Linked DNA regions of Homo sapiens: regions 1, 2 and 4 are each linked to region 3. The links are chromatin contacts, found by Hi-C or POLR2A ChIA-PET in ENCODE. All regions are on one chromosome and are shown on one strand. Each heading gives the region's core, a stretch centred on a gene start or an enhancer-like site at or near the end of the contact. The rest is flanking DNA. Distances are from core to core; before and after follow the strand shown. Region 1 holds the start of LAX1 (lymphocyte transmembrane adaptor 1). Region 2 holds the start of ATP2B4 (ATPase plasma membrane Ca2+ transporting 4). Region 3 holds the start of PPP1R15B (protein phosphatase 1 regulatory subunit 15B). Region 4 has its middle 33 kb from the start of NUAK2.

What was found. Hi-C counts contacts between places; a loop is a spot of excess contacts on that map. ChIA-PET counts read pairs that join two places held with the same protein, here RNA polymerase II (POLR2A). Pooled maps may share reads with other maps.
Region 1: a map of naive thymus-derived CD4-positive, alpha-beta T cell shows a loop between it and region 3 (24-fold over the local background). The contact joins the promoter of LAX1 here to the promoter of PPP1R15B in region 3. A Hi-C loop is called at or near these places in 2 of 168 maps with a recorded cell type or tissue (CD4-positive, alpha-beta T cell and naive thymus-derived CD4-positive, alpha-beta T cell) and 8 of 50 pooled maps. POLR2A ChIA-PET finds 5 or more read pairs at or near these places in 2 of 52 experiments (activated CD8-positive, alpha-beta T cell and activated T-cell).
Region 2: a map of naive thymus-derived CD4-positive, alpha-beta T cell shows a loop between it and region 3 (4-fold over the local background). The contact joins the promoter of ATP2B4 here to the promoter of PPP1R15B in region 3. A Hi-C loop is called at or near these places in 1 of 168 maps with a recorded cell type or tissue (naive thymus-derived CD4-positive, alpha-beta T cell) and 8 of 50 pooled maps. POLR2A ChIA-PET finds 5 or more read pairs at or near these places in 1 of 52 experiments (endothelial cell of umbilical vein).
Region 4: a loop to region 3 is called in a map of naive thymus-derived CD4-positive, alpha-beta T cell, with 4 times the contacts of the local background. The contact joins the enhancer-like site here to the promoter of PPP1R15B in region 3. A Hi-C loop is called at or near these places in 1 of 168 maps with a recorded cell type or tissue (naive thymus-derived CD4-positive, alpha-beta T cell), 1 of 37 single-sample maps with no recorded cell type and 10 of 50 pooled maps. POLR2A ChIA-PET finds 5 or more read pairs at or near these places in 2 of 52 experiments (Caco-2 and activated T-cell).

Annotation. Positions count from the first base shown.
Region 1 is chr1:203,763,930-203,766,629 of GRCh38, reverse strand. LAX1 (lymphocyte transmembrane adaptor 1) reads right to left here and starts at 1,447. Exons shown (of 5, transcript NM_017773.4): 1 at 976-1,447. The coding sequence starts at 1,064. RefSeq lists an enhancer at 1,205-1,564.
Region 2 is chr1:203,625,581-203,628,280 of GRCh38, reverse strand. ATP2B4 (ATPase plasma membrane Ca2+ transporting 4) reads right to left here and starts at 1,449. Exons shown (of 21, transcript NM_001684.5): 1 at 1,062-1,449. RefSeq lists enhancers at 708-1,580, 1,581-2,455.
Region 3 is chr1:204,410,517-204,413,216 of GRCh38, reverse strand. It overlaps PPP1R15B (protein phosphatase 1 regulatory subunit 15B), which reads left to right and starts at 1,400. Exons shown (of 2, transcript NM_032833.5): 1 at 1,400-2,700. The coding sequence starts at 1,806. RefSeq lists enhancers at 1,113-1,162, 1,173-1,872, 2,133-2,282, 1,589-2,423 and a silencer at 1,208-1,654.
Region 4 is chr1:205,286,877-205,289,624 of GRCh38, reverse strand. No RefSeq gene overlaps it. Among named protein-coding and RNA genes, the nearest start is that of NUAK2, 33 kb to the left of the region's middle. Within about 2 kb of position 1,269, at least 13 of the 41 ENCODE cell types and tissues checked have a DNase peak (open chromatin) inside an H3K27ac peak, as active enhancers do.

The DNA of each region.
Region 1 (2,700 bases), core at 198-2,697, 650 kb after region 3:
AAATAAAAATAAATGAAGAAATAGTTTTGGAGAGATGCTTCAGGCTTCTGATTCATTGCTCATTGATGCTCATATCTACCAGCAAGTGACATGTGTTTGCCATGATAATAACATTTATTTCCCCAAACGACTGCAATTTTATTTTATTTTTTGAGACAGAGTTTCGCTTTTGTTGCCCAGGCTGGAGTACAATGACATGACACTGCAACCTCTGTTTCCCGGGTTCAAGTGATTCTCCTGCCTCAGCCTCCTGAGTAGCTGGGACTACAGGAGCATGCTACCACTCCCGGCTAATTTTTGTATTTTTAGTAGAAACGGGGTTTCACCATGTTGGCCAGGCTGGTCTTGGCCAGGCTGGTTCAAGAGTGGGGGTGATCCGCCCCACTCGGCCTCCCAAAGTGCTGGGGTTACAGGTGTGAGCCACCGCGCCCAGTCAGCTGCCAATGTTTTTAAAGTTTCAACTGTGGATGGATTTTTAATTTTGTTTGTATGAGATTGAAAGTAGTAGCAGTAATTCATACCCATGATTAGTTCTGTAAGATTTTACGTCCTAAGGACGTATCTTTATTACATCTATCACTACATTTTTTATTCATGACAAGTTTTTGGATCTCAAAACACATCCTTGGAAAACTCAGCCTTTTGTTTCTGTCATGGTGACACCTAGGAAAGACTGATGATAGGGTTCAGGGCCTCCGAGAGGTGAGAAATCCAACCAGTCTAAGCAACTAGCTTTAAGGGCCAGTGTTATCACAGTTTTTCCTCTACCACAATATTTTCTTTCTTTCCTCAATACCTTCCTTTCCCCCTAGCACCCCTGAGCAAATGCCTCCAAGCCTAGAGTTTGGTGGTTTAGTAGACCGAGCCTGGGTGTTGAGAGGTGGCAGCACTGCTGTGTAAGAAGCTCCTAAGGGTGGACTAGGACCTTCTGCCTAAATCAGGGCAGGGTGGAGCTCACCACCCTGAGTCACTCACCTGTCCAGGCTGCGGGGAGTCACATGCAGAGTGCTGGACTCCAAGGTCCTCCCTCTGATTGTCGAAAGGGTTGGAGTGACACCATCCATTGTATCAGGAACCTTTGAGATGCTCTCTGGCTTCAGCTTCTAAGTTTCTCTTAATCATAATCAGTTAGCCAGCATGTCTACCACTTCTCCCCACCCCCGCAACAAACTCCCTATCTCGTGTCTACCTCTGAAACGTCAGGCCAAGTTGACCCAACATACAAAAGCAACAGGTTTGGTTCTACCTGGACGTGGCTAATGCCCACTGCAGGAAGTGCGATCTCATCCGGACATGGTGCTTCCAAGTGAGGTGGCTCAGGGAGAATCTGTGGCCTCTGCCTTCACGTTTCTGGTGGAAACGTGAGGGGCACAGAGGGGGAAACTGCCAAGAGGCTCAAGAGAGGCTCCGTGAGAAGCTCGTCTTCCTTCAACACCCAAAGCAGAGTGAAAAGAGCAAACCACTTTGCCAGAATGGAAACAGAGAGTCAGTCACCGGAAACGACACCACCAATGTGCTAATGAAGCACAGGGCACAGGAAACTCTGCTCAGCTCTTAATCTGCTAGAAGAAAACATATCTTCAACCCACCGTTCCTGGGTTTGCCAGGTGCTCTGTGGTCTGTGATGAGTGTGATTAAAAATGGGGCAGGGTAGTAGAGAACTTGTGATTCTTCACCCTGAGTTTCTGAGACACTTAGAGTTGTATAAGTCTTCAGATTTACAGTATTTTCTAAGCAAGTCTAAGGAGCACTGGAGGTTGCCTTTTAGAGTGAAATGCAGATCTCCGGGACCCTCTTCTGATTCAGTGGGTGGAGGCTGCAGAGGGGGCAGGCTTTGGCTATCGATGCTTTCCAGGTGAATTTGATGGAGCTTTCAGGTGATTTTGATGGAGCTCATCTGTGTTTCATGTTTTGGGAACCTCTGCTCTGGGTACTACCTTAAGAATAGAAGTTATGCTGGGTTAGCAGGACCCCTGCTCCCCCAAGGCAACCTTCCACAGCTCCTGGCTGCTGGTGATCTCCTGTTCTCAGGGCTCTTCTGAAGATCAGTCACAGTCTTACTTGTCACACACCTGTCTCAGAAGCTGAACAAGTTCATCCTTAAGAGCTACCCAAAGTGTTTGAAGATTGTTCAAAATTTATTGCTAACTCCCCTCCCTTCTTGAGCCTACTAATCTCCGGAAACACTCTTTGCATCTTGGGAGAGTCCAAAGAGAAGGGGCCACTAAGACTGTTGTAAGGATGTGAAGAACCTCTCTGATTGCACTTTCCACAAGGAAATGGATTCCCAGATGAATGGAAGGGCAGACCAGCAGTACCCTCCTAGAACCATGCCTCCCTCCCATCTCTTCCCAGTGGACATTGAGGTCCTCAGCTTTCCTGAGGTGGCAGCCCCTGGCCTGTCTGCATCCAGACTCTCACAGAGTCCCCAGGGGCTGCAGACTGGCCATGGCTGGCTTTCCAGGGAGCTTTATCATTCCAGGTCCTGGGCCCCTTCCCTCCCAGGAGCTTCACCTGGTAGGAAGCAGAAATGGCTCAGAGGCAGCTGGTGCTGGAGCTGGAACCTGGGTCTCTGCCCACTTCTCCTTTGGATCAGGTCTGAGTAGGAACTAGGACTACTCACAAGATCCATCATGCTGGTGGCAAGGACTGGGGTCCTGGGCCATTGGAACCAATAAGGGACTGTGAGAATCAGGACCT
Region 2 (2,700 bases), core at 200-2,699, 780 kb after region 3:
AGACTCGACTCGGGGAAGGATGCCAGCAGCCCCCTCTACCAAGAGCGAGCCAAGTATGTAAAAGAAAGAGAGAAGGGAGAGCAGGAAGGACAATCCCAGTCTTAATTCCTAGCTCTTCAGCAAGCCAAGGCAGTGGCCCGAGACGCTCAGGGATCCTTCCACAGATGCCTGTGGCCCACCCCATCTGCCAAACACTCACCAGCCCCACAGTGTCCAGCCTCGACATCGGAAACTTTTCAATTCACCCTTCTCCTTCCTCCCCTTTGGGACCAGAGATGTGTGGGGCGGTGCCCTCGGAGACACTCATACAGTTGGTTCTGGACGCTCACACACACTCAAACAACAGCGGTACGAGGTAACTCCCAGCTTTTTCCACAGCTAATTATACATGTGAAAGTCTGAGGATGTTTTGCAAGCAGCACAGAGAAACTGCTGAGGTTTCTCTGCAAAGCTAAAGAAATTTAATTCGTGCACTCTCCTTCCCCACTCCTGCCAACTTCTCCCAGCCCACCTCCACCCCATGGCCCCAAAGTGCCCCTCTCCTAGTTCCCGCTGCAGCCCCTCTTTCTGCTGAAGATTTCTTTGGTTCCTTTTTTTTTTTTTTTTCCATCTCTCTTTTGGGCTTTCGAGAAAGGGAACAGACACGGAAAATATTTTTGCAACAGTTTTCCATCCTGCGTCTCATTCCCAAGCCAAGGGGGGAAGGGGAGGGCAGGAACGGAATGGGTTGAGGGAGGGGAGATAAATATTTTTTCCAAGAGCTCAATTTTGGTGTCAAAAAGAGAACCCTCCATTACCCTACCCCATAGCCCAGGAATGACAAGAACTAGGAAAAGAGAGATAAATCACTTGTTCGACTATATGGTTTCTCAGAACTGATAATAGGTAAAACAGTATTTGACAAATCTGTGCACACACACATATTTTAAAAAAAATCCTCCAAACCCAGTCGCATGAAATATTCTAGAAAGAGGAAAATCGGGGAGTTTTAGAAGCCATTGAGAGAAAAGAAAGAAACAAAGTTTGCAAATCACAAGTCAATTCATTCTCTGCAAGCCTACCTCTCTTTCTAGCAAAGATCCAGGTTTCTTCAGGCGGGACTCTCCCTCCGGGTTTCCATGGATGAGGGTAGGGTGGGGTGACCACCCACCAGTCTCCCCAGTGTGGCAACCAAGCTAGAGACGCTGGCTTTGCTCTCTTGCCTTTCTGGCTAAGGCCGGGGAGTGGGCTGGGTCTCCTCCCCCTGCCCCTCCAATGGGAAGGACCTCTCAGGTTCCTGAAAGAAAAAGGGTGCAGGAGAGCTGGGCGGGTGTCTCTGATCTTGCTCTCTTCGGAGGGATGGTGCCCCACGAAGTTCGTGCCCCCCCTCCCAGCCCCCAGCTTTGGACGATCTCAACAGCAGAGCTTTCTTAAGAAAATGCTTGTCATGGCAACAGCTCTAGCTAACTCGGGCCAGACTCTTGCTCACCAGCTCTCCCCAAGCAGTGCGGGAAGAGAGAGGGGAGGAGCAGGAGCTGGAACAGAGGTGGGACTTGGCGCGAGGCCAAACCATTACTCTACTGTTAAGGTGGCCCGATTCTTGCGGTTACTTCCTGGTTCGTCTTAAGGGGGAATGGGAAAAGAAAGGGAAGCAATCCTCTCCCCTGTCGGCTTTCTTCCCCGCCCTTGCTCTCACTTGTTGAATAGAAAGCTGAGTAGGGGTGGAGGAGGGGTGAGGGTGGAGGTGGGGAGTGGATGTGGGTGGCGGTATTCAACGGTTGCTGGGCGGAGGGGAAAAAAAAGGAAGCTTGGGCAGGCGGCTGGCTTCCTGCAGCTCCTACGGGCCTCTCAACCCCTTACTCACTTAGATCCAGGACCCAGAAACCCGAGGTGTCTGTGGACACTTGTATGTCCCCTCCTACCTTCCTGCTCCTGTCTGAATAGGGGGTTCCTTGGAGAAGGAGAATAAATTGTTTTGTAAACACACACACACACACACACACACACACACACACACACACACACACACCCGTCCTCCCCTACACCTTATATACAGGTCACATTTTGTTCCCTCTTGTCCCTGTACCCACCAGAGGTATACTGACAGTGCATGAAAATAGCTGCTTACTTTTGAGTCCTGCTATGCGTGGGCTATGACACCAAAAGCTTTGTCTATATGGTATCGTTTCTAGTCCTCATTTAATCTTGAAAGGTACTTATTATTAACCTCATTTCCTAGTTGAGGGAATTGAAGATTGAGTGTCTGGCCCAAGGTTATACATCCGGCTAATGACAGAGCCAACGATTCAAGACCAAGTCAGACAGACTCCAAAGCCCGAGTACTTTCCTGTACTTTGTATCATACTCCGGCACATATTTCCGTTTTAATTTGCACACACTCAGACATCCATGCACACTTATACACAGCCTGTAAACAGTTAATCACACCCCCATACCCACACACCCACTAGCATTGTGCAACAGTGCCACCCATAGATTTTGCATAGAACTTTATGGCTTTCAAGCACAAACATGCACCATCAGCTGGTTCACACAACATATCTTCATTGACTGACAGATTCCCACACCTACCTCAGCAAACACACTCATGTTTATATGCTTATGGAAGGCACATTGACATATGTCTCACAGGTTATAGCTATGAGCTATGCTGTGAAGAAGGTGACTGGCCACTACTTCCCAACCTTTTAAACAGAGGGT
Region 3 (2,700 bases), core at 151-2,650:
ACTGCCCAACTTTTACATAAGATCTCAGGTTGATGGTCTACATAGTACTGAACAATAGGAGAACCCTGAAATATCTGTCAGGCTGGGCGCAGTGGCTCACGCCTGTAACCCCAGCACTTTAGGAGGCCGAGGCGGGCAGATCACTTGAGCTGAGTTTGAAACCAACCTGGGCAACACGACGAAACCCTGTCTCTATAAAAATATGCAAAAATTGGCCGAGCACGGTGGCTCACGCCTGTAATCCCAGCACTTTGGGAGGCTGAGGCGGGCGGATCACAAGGTCAGGAGATCGAGACCATCCTAGCCAACATGGTGAAACCCTGTCTCTACTAAAAATACAAAAAATTAACTGGGCGTGGTGGCACACGCCTGTAGTACCAGCTACTAGGGAGGCTGGGGCAGGAGAATCGCTTGAACCCGGGAGGCGGAGGTTGCAGTGAGCCGAGATTGCGCCACTGCACTCCAGCCTGGCGACAGAGTGGGAATCCGTCTCAAAAAAAAAAAAAATTTAGCTGGGCGTGGTGGTGCGAGCCTGTAGTCCCAGCTCCTCGGGAGGCTGAGGTGGGAGGCTCACTGGAGCCCAGGAGGTTGAGGCTGCAGTGAGCCGAGATCGCACTACTGCACTCCAGCCTGGGCGACAGAGCTAGACCCTGTCTCAAATAAATAAATAATAAAAATCTAAGACTACGATAACCCTACAGTTGGCCCGCGGGGCATTCAACCTTCCATGGATTGAAAATATTCGGGAAAAATAAAGATAATAAAACATAATACAAATAAATACAGTATAACAACTAGTTCCATAGCACTTGCATTGTATTAGGTATTATACTTAATCTAGGGGATGGTTTAAATATCTGGGAAGGTGTATGCAGGTTATATGCAAACACTATACCATTTTACATAAGGGACTTGACCGTCTGCGGATTCTGGTGTCTACGGGGTCCTGGAACTAATCCCCATTTCATGAGAGGGGATGACTGTACACACGTCAGTGTGTATTAGGCCATCAAAACGCCTCCGGGAAATTCTCGGGTTATTTTGAAAACCCCTCCCCTCCCCAAGACCTTTAACCTAGAGGGCTGTTGGGGCGGTCTCCTAGGAGACCACACAGAAACGACTGCGCATGCGTGCATTCCCCCCCCCCCCCCCCCCCCCCCCCCCGCCCCGGCTGATGCAACCTCACGCTGCCGTGCGGCTCTACCTCGAGTAAGGAAGCCGACAGGGAAATCTGGCAAAACCAATCGGCGGCCACACGGAAGTGGGCGGAAAGGCCCGCCCCCCGGGGATTTTGCGAGTGACGTTGGGCGGCGCGGCGCTAGGGACGTAGACGCCCAACAGTCCTGCGTCTCTTCCGGCGTCTAGGGGGGTGTCCTGCCGGCGCGCGGGCCCTGCGGCCATTTTGGGCTTCGCTTCCACCGCACCAGCCGGCCTACCCAGTCCTTCCGGTATCGCGTTGCTCAGGGGCTTTTCAACCCTCTGTCAGTCGGAAAACCATCGCCGAGGCCGTGGGGGGACTCCTATCCATGGTGTTGAAGCGTCGAGCCGACTAGGGAACCTCCTTCCCCGCCAGGATGGAAGTCGCATCAGTCGCCGCCTATTGCGCGGGCTGTTCTTCCCTGTGTTCTGCCGCCCGCTGCCGCATTCGCTGCCCTCTGTGGCTTTTCTGCTGGCTCGAAGATCGGCCTGGAGCAGCGACGCCACCGCTGGGCAAGGCCGAGACTCTGTAGGCTTCCTCCGAATCCCGTCGACCTCCAGCCGCTGAGCGCCGCGGCCCTACCTGAGAGACTGTCAAGAAAAAGGAGATGGAGCCGGGGACAGGCGGATCGCGGAAACGGCTTGGCCCTCGGGCGGGCTTCCGGTTCTGGCCACCCTTTTTCCCTCGGCGATCGCAAGCAGGCTCTTCTAAGTTCCCGACGCCTCTTGGCCCGGAAAACTCCGGGAACCCCACACTGCTTTCCTCTGCCCAGCCCGAGACTCGGGTCAGTTACTGGACGAAACTGCTCTCCCAGCTCCTTGCGCCGCTCCCCGGATTGCTTCAGAAGGTGCTAATTTGGAGCCAACTTTTCGGTGGAATGTTTCCGACCAGATGGCTAGATTTTGCTGGAGTCTACAGCGCCCTGAGAGCCCTGAAGGGACGGGAGAAACCAGCCGCCCCCACAGCGCAGAAATCTTTGAGTTCGCTGCAGCTCGACTCCTCAGACCCCTCGGTCACCAGTCCCCTTGATTGGCTAGAGGAGGGGATCCACTGGCAATACTCGCCCCCAGACCTAAAATTGGAGCTTAAGGCCAAGGGAAGTGCTTTGGACCCTGCAGCACAGGCTTTTCTCTTAGAGCAGCAGCTGTGGGGAGTGGAGCTGTTGCCCAGTAGCCTTCAATCCCGTCTGTACTCTAACCGGGAACTTGGCTCTTCGCCCTCTGGGCCTCTAAACATTCAACGCATAGACAATTTCAGTGTGGTATCCTATTTGCTGAACCCTTCCTACCTGGACTGCTTTCCTAGGCTAGAAGTCAGCTATCAGAACAGTGATGGAAATAGCGAGGTAGTCGGCTTCCAGACACTAACCCCAGAGAGCAGCTGCCTGAGAGAGGACCATTGTCATCCCCAGCCGCTGAGTGCAGAACTCATTCCGGCCTCGTGGCAGGGATGTCCACCTCTTTCTACGGAAGGCCTACCAGAAATTCACCATCTTCGCATGA
Region 4 (2,748 bases), core at 20-2,519, 880 kb before region 3:
GGTTCAAGCAATTCTCCTGCCTCAGCCTACTGAGTAGCTGGGATTACAGGCGCACGCCACCACACGCGGCTAATTTTTGTATTTTTAGTAGAGATAGGGTTTCACCATGTTGATCAGGCTGGTCTCGAACTCCTGACCTCATGATCCGCCCACCTCAGCCTCCCAAAGTGCTGGGATTACAGGCATAAGCCACTGCCCCTGGCCTTCTATTCATTGTTTATCTGAAATTCAAATTTAAATGGGTGTTCTGTGTTCTGTATTTTTACTTGCAAAATATGGCAACCCTAATAGCAGGAGAGATTTGGGTTAGTCAACAGGATGAACTTGGATCAGATATTGGGATTCTGACCCAGGGAAGGATGGAGAATCCCCTATTCTGGACAGCTTTAAAAAAGGAGAATGTGGGCCAAGTGTGGTGGCTCATGCCTGTAATCCCAGCACTTTGGGAGGCCAAGGCAGGCGGATCACCTGAGGTCAGGAGTTCAAGACCAGCCTGACCAACATGGAGAAACCCCGTCTCTACTAAAAATACAAAATTAGCCGGGTGTCGTGGTGTATGCCTGTAATCCCAGCTACTTGGGAGGCTGAGGTAGGAGAATCGCTTGAACCCAGAGGGCGGAGGTTGCGGTGAGCTGAGATCACACCATTGCACTCCAGCGTGGGCAACAAGAGCAAAACTCTGTCTGGAAAAAAAAAAAAAAGAAAAAAAAGGAGAATGTGGCCAGGTGCGGTGGCTCACACCTATAATCCCAGCACTTTGGGAGGCTGAGGTCAGGAGTTCAAGACCAGCCTGGCCAACATGGAGAAATACTGCCTCTACTAAAAATACAAAAATTAGCCAGGTATGGTGGCACATGCCTGTAATCCCAGCTACTCAGGAAGCTGAGACAGGAGAATCACTTGAAGCTGGGAGGCAGAGGTTGCAGCGAGCCAAGATCGTGCCACTGCACTGCACTCCAGCCTGGGCAGCAGAGTGAGACTCTACCTCAAAAAAAAAAACAAAAAAAAAAAGCAAAAAAAAAGAAAGGTGAATGTGTCTGAGGACTGAAGGGCAAGCCTCTAAATGCTTAGGGGTAGAGTTTATAGTCAGAGGGACCTTCCTGCAGCTGGGCCAGAGACTCACCCACCCTCTAGAAACCTCAGCAGCTGAGGATGAACAAAACCCACAGGAAGTGGTGGAAGTGAAACTTGGTGTCAGTGTTGTTGTTATTAAAAGGGGGAAGTGACACCGGGTGAGTGAAGGGTGGGTGGAGGTGAAGTCTCTATAGGCAGCGAGGTCATTCGGCAGCGCCCCCCTTCCTGCTCTGCTAAGAATAGTTACGGTTGTGATAGGGGTGTGGTTTGTCTGAGGCTGGGGGAATGAATCTCGCTTGATGTCTGGATGGGGCAGAGCAGAAGTAGCACTGGGGTGGTCAGAGCTTCAAGTCAGGTGGCAGCAAAACCTAAGAAGCATTTTTGGGTTTGGAAATAAACAAATAAGTGGCCTCAGAAGCAGCTCAGAGGAGAAGGATCCTGCCTTCCAGCTAAGAGAACTATAAGAGGGAAGCAGGGCCCATGACCATGACAGTCCCTCCTCTAGTCAGCTTGGGAAGCTCTGAGAAGCTCTTTCCATTAAGAGAGTCAGGGATGCTCCAGAAATCAGGCTGGCAGGGAGGCTGCAGTGCGTTTTTGTCTCTAGCACTTACTGAGCACTTACTGTGTGCTTGACATTGTGCCAGGCCCTGAGGCTCCAGAATTAAATACAGTGTGGTTCCTGCGCTCCAGAGGTTGGAAGTCCAGTGGAAGAGATATGCATCAAACTAATATAAATTCATGAATTCATTGTGATCAGAGGTAATAGTTGAAAGCCCAAGCAGCAGCCTACCTACTGTGAGCCTGAGCCCACCCCTCAGCAACTCCCCAGCCCTGGCCCAGGCTGCAAACCAACAGAGGCCGGAGTCACCCAGCTGCCTGCAGAGCAGTGCATCAAGTCAGGACCCTTTCTCTGCCCAGACGTCTTTGCCAACTGTTTGGAACAAAGGGAAATCATCTGGTTTGGGGAAAGACATAAGAATGACCGTTTTCTTTCCTAAACCTTCACCCTCTCCCATTTCGGCCTGAGAAAAGCTGTTAGATGCTTCTTCAGAGGGTTTCTAAGGGCCACAATTGCCTTCCACCTAAGAGGGAACAGGGTGGGGAGGGGTGGCAATGGCCTTCTTTGACCGCAGAGGTTTTGGATTTAGCCTGAAGTCACAGAACAACTGAAGCCAAGAGACAGTTCACCCTTTCTGGTGTCTAGAGCTTATTGAACAAATGTCCATTGACCCCCTATTGCTAGGGGCAGGGGTGAAATATTGAGTTGAGTCCAGGGCTCCAGCCTACTAGAGGCACAGTCTGTAGAGAAGTCAGATAATGACCAGGCGGTGCCTAAGCTGGATCTGAATCCAGGGCCTTTAGTCATCAGACACTGGACAGATTCTTCGTGGAGGGAGTTGGGCCTTGAAGGCTGAAGAGTTTTCTGGGTCAAGTACATGTTTAGGGAGCAAGAATTCCTTGGAAACTTAAAAACTGGTCTCCCATGGTCAAGTCTGGCTCCTGTATGTGAACATCATACACACAGAACATGGCTCTGTATCCTGACTCCTATGCACCCCCGGCCACATTGTATACTCCTGCTTGTATGCTCCTGGCCAGTGAGGTGTCTGCAGTCTTGGGACAAGTGGTGGCCAGGGAGTCTTTGTCCCCTGGGTTCCTGGGGTTCAGGCTTCA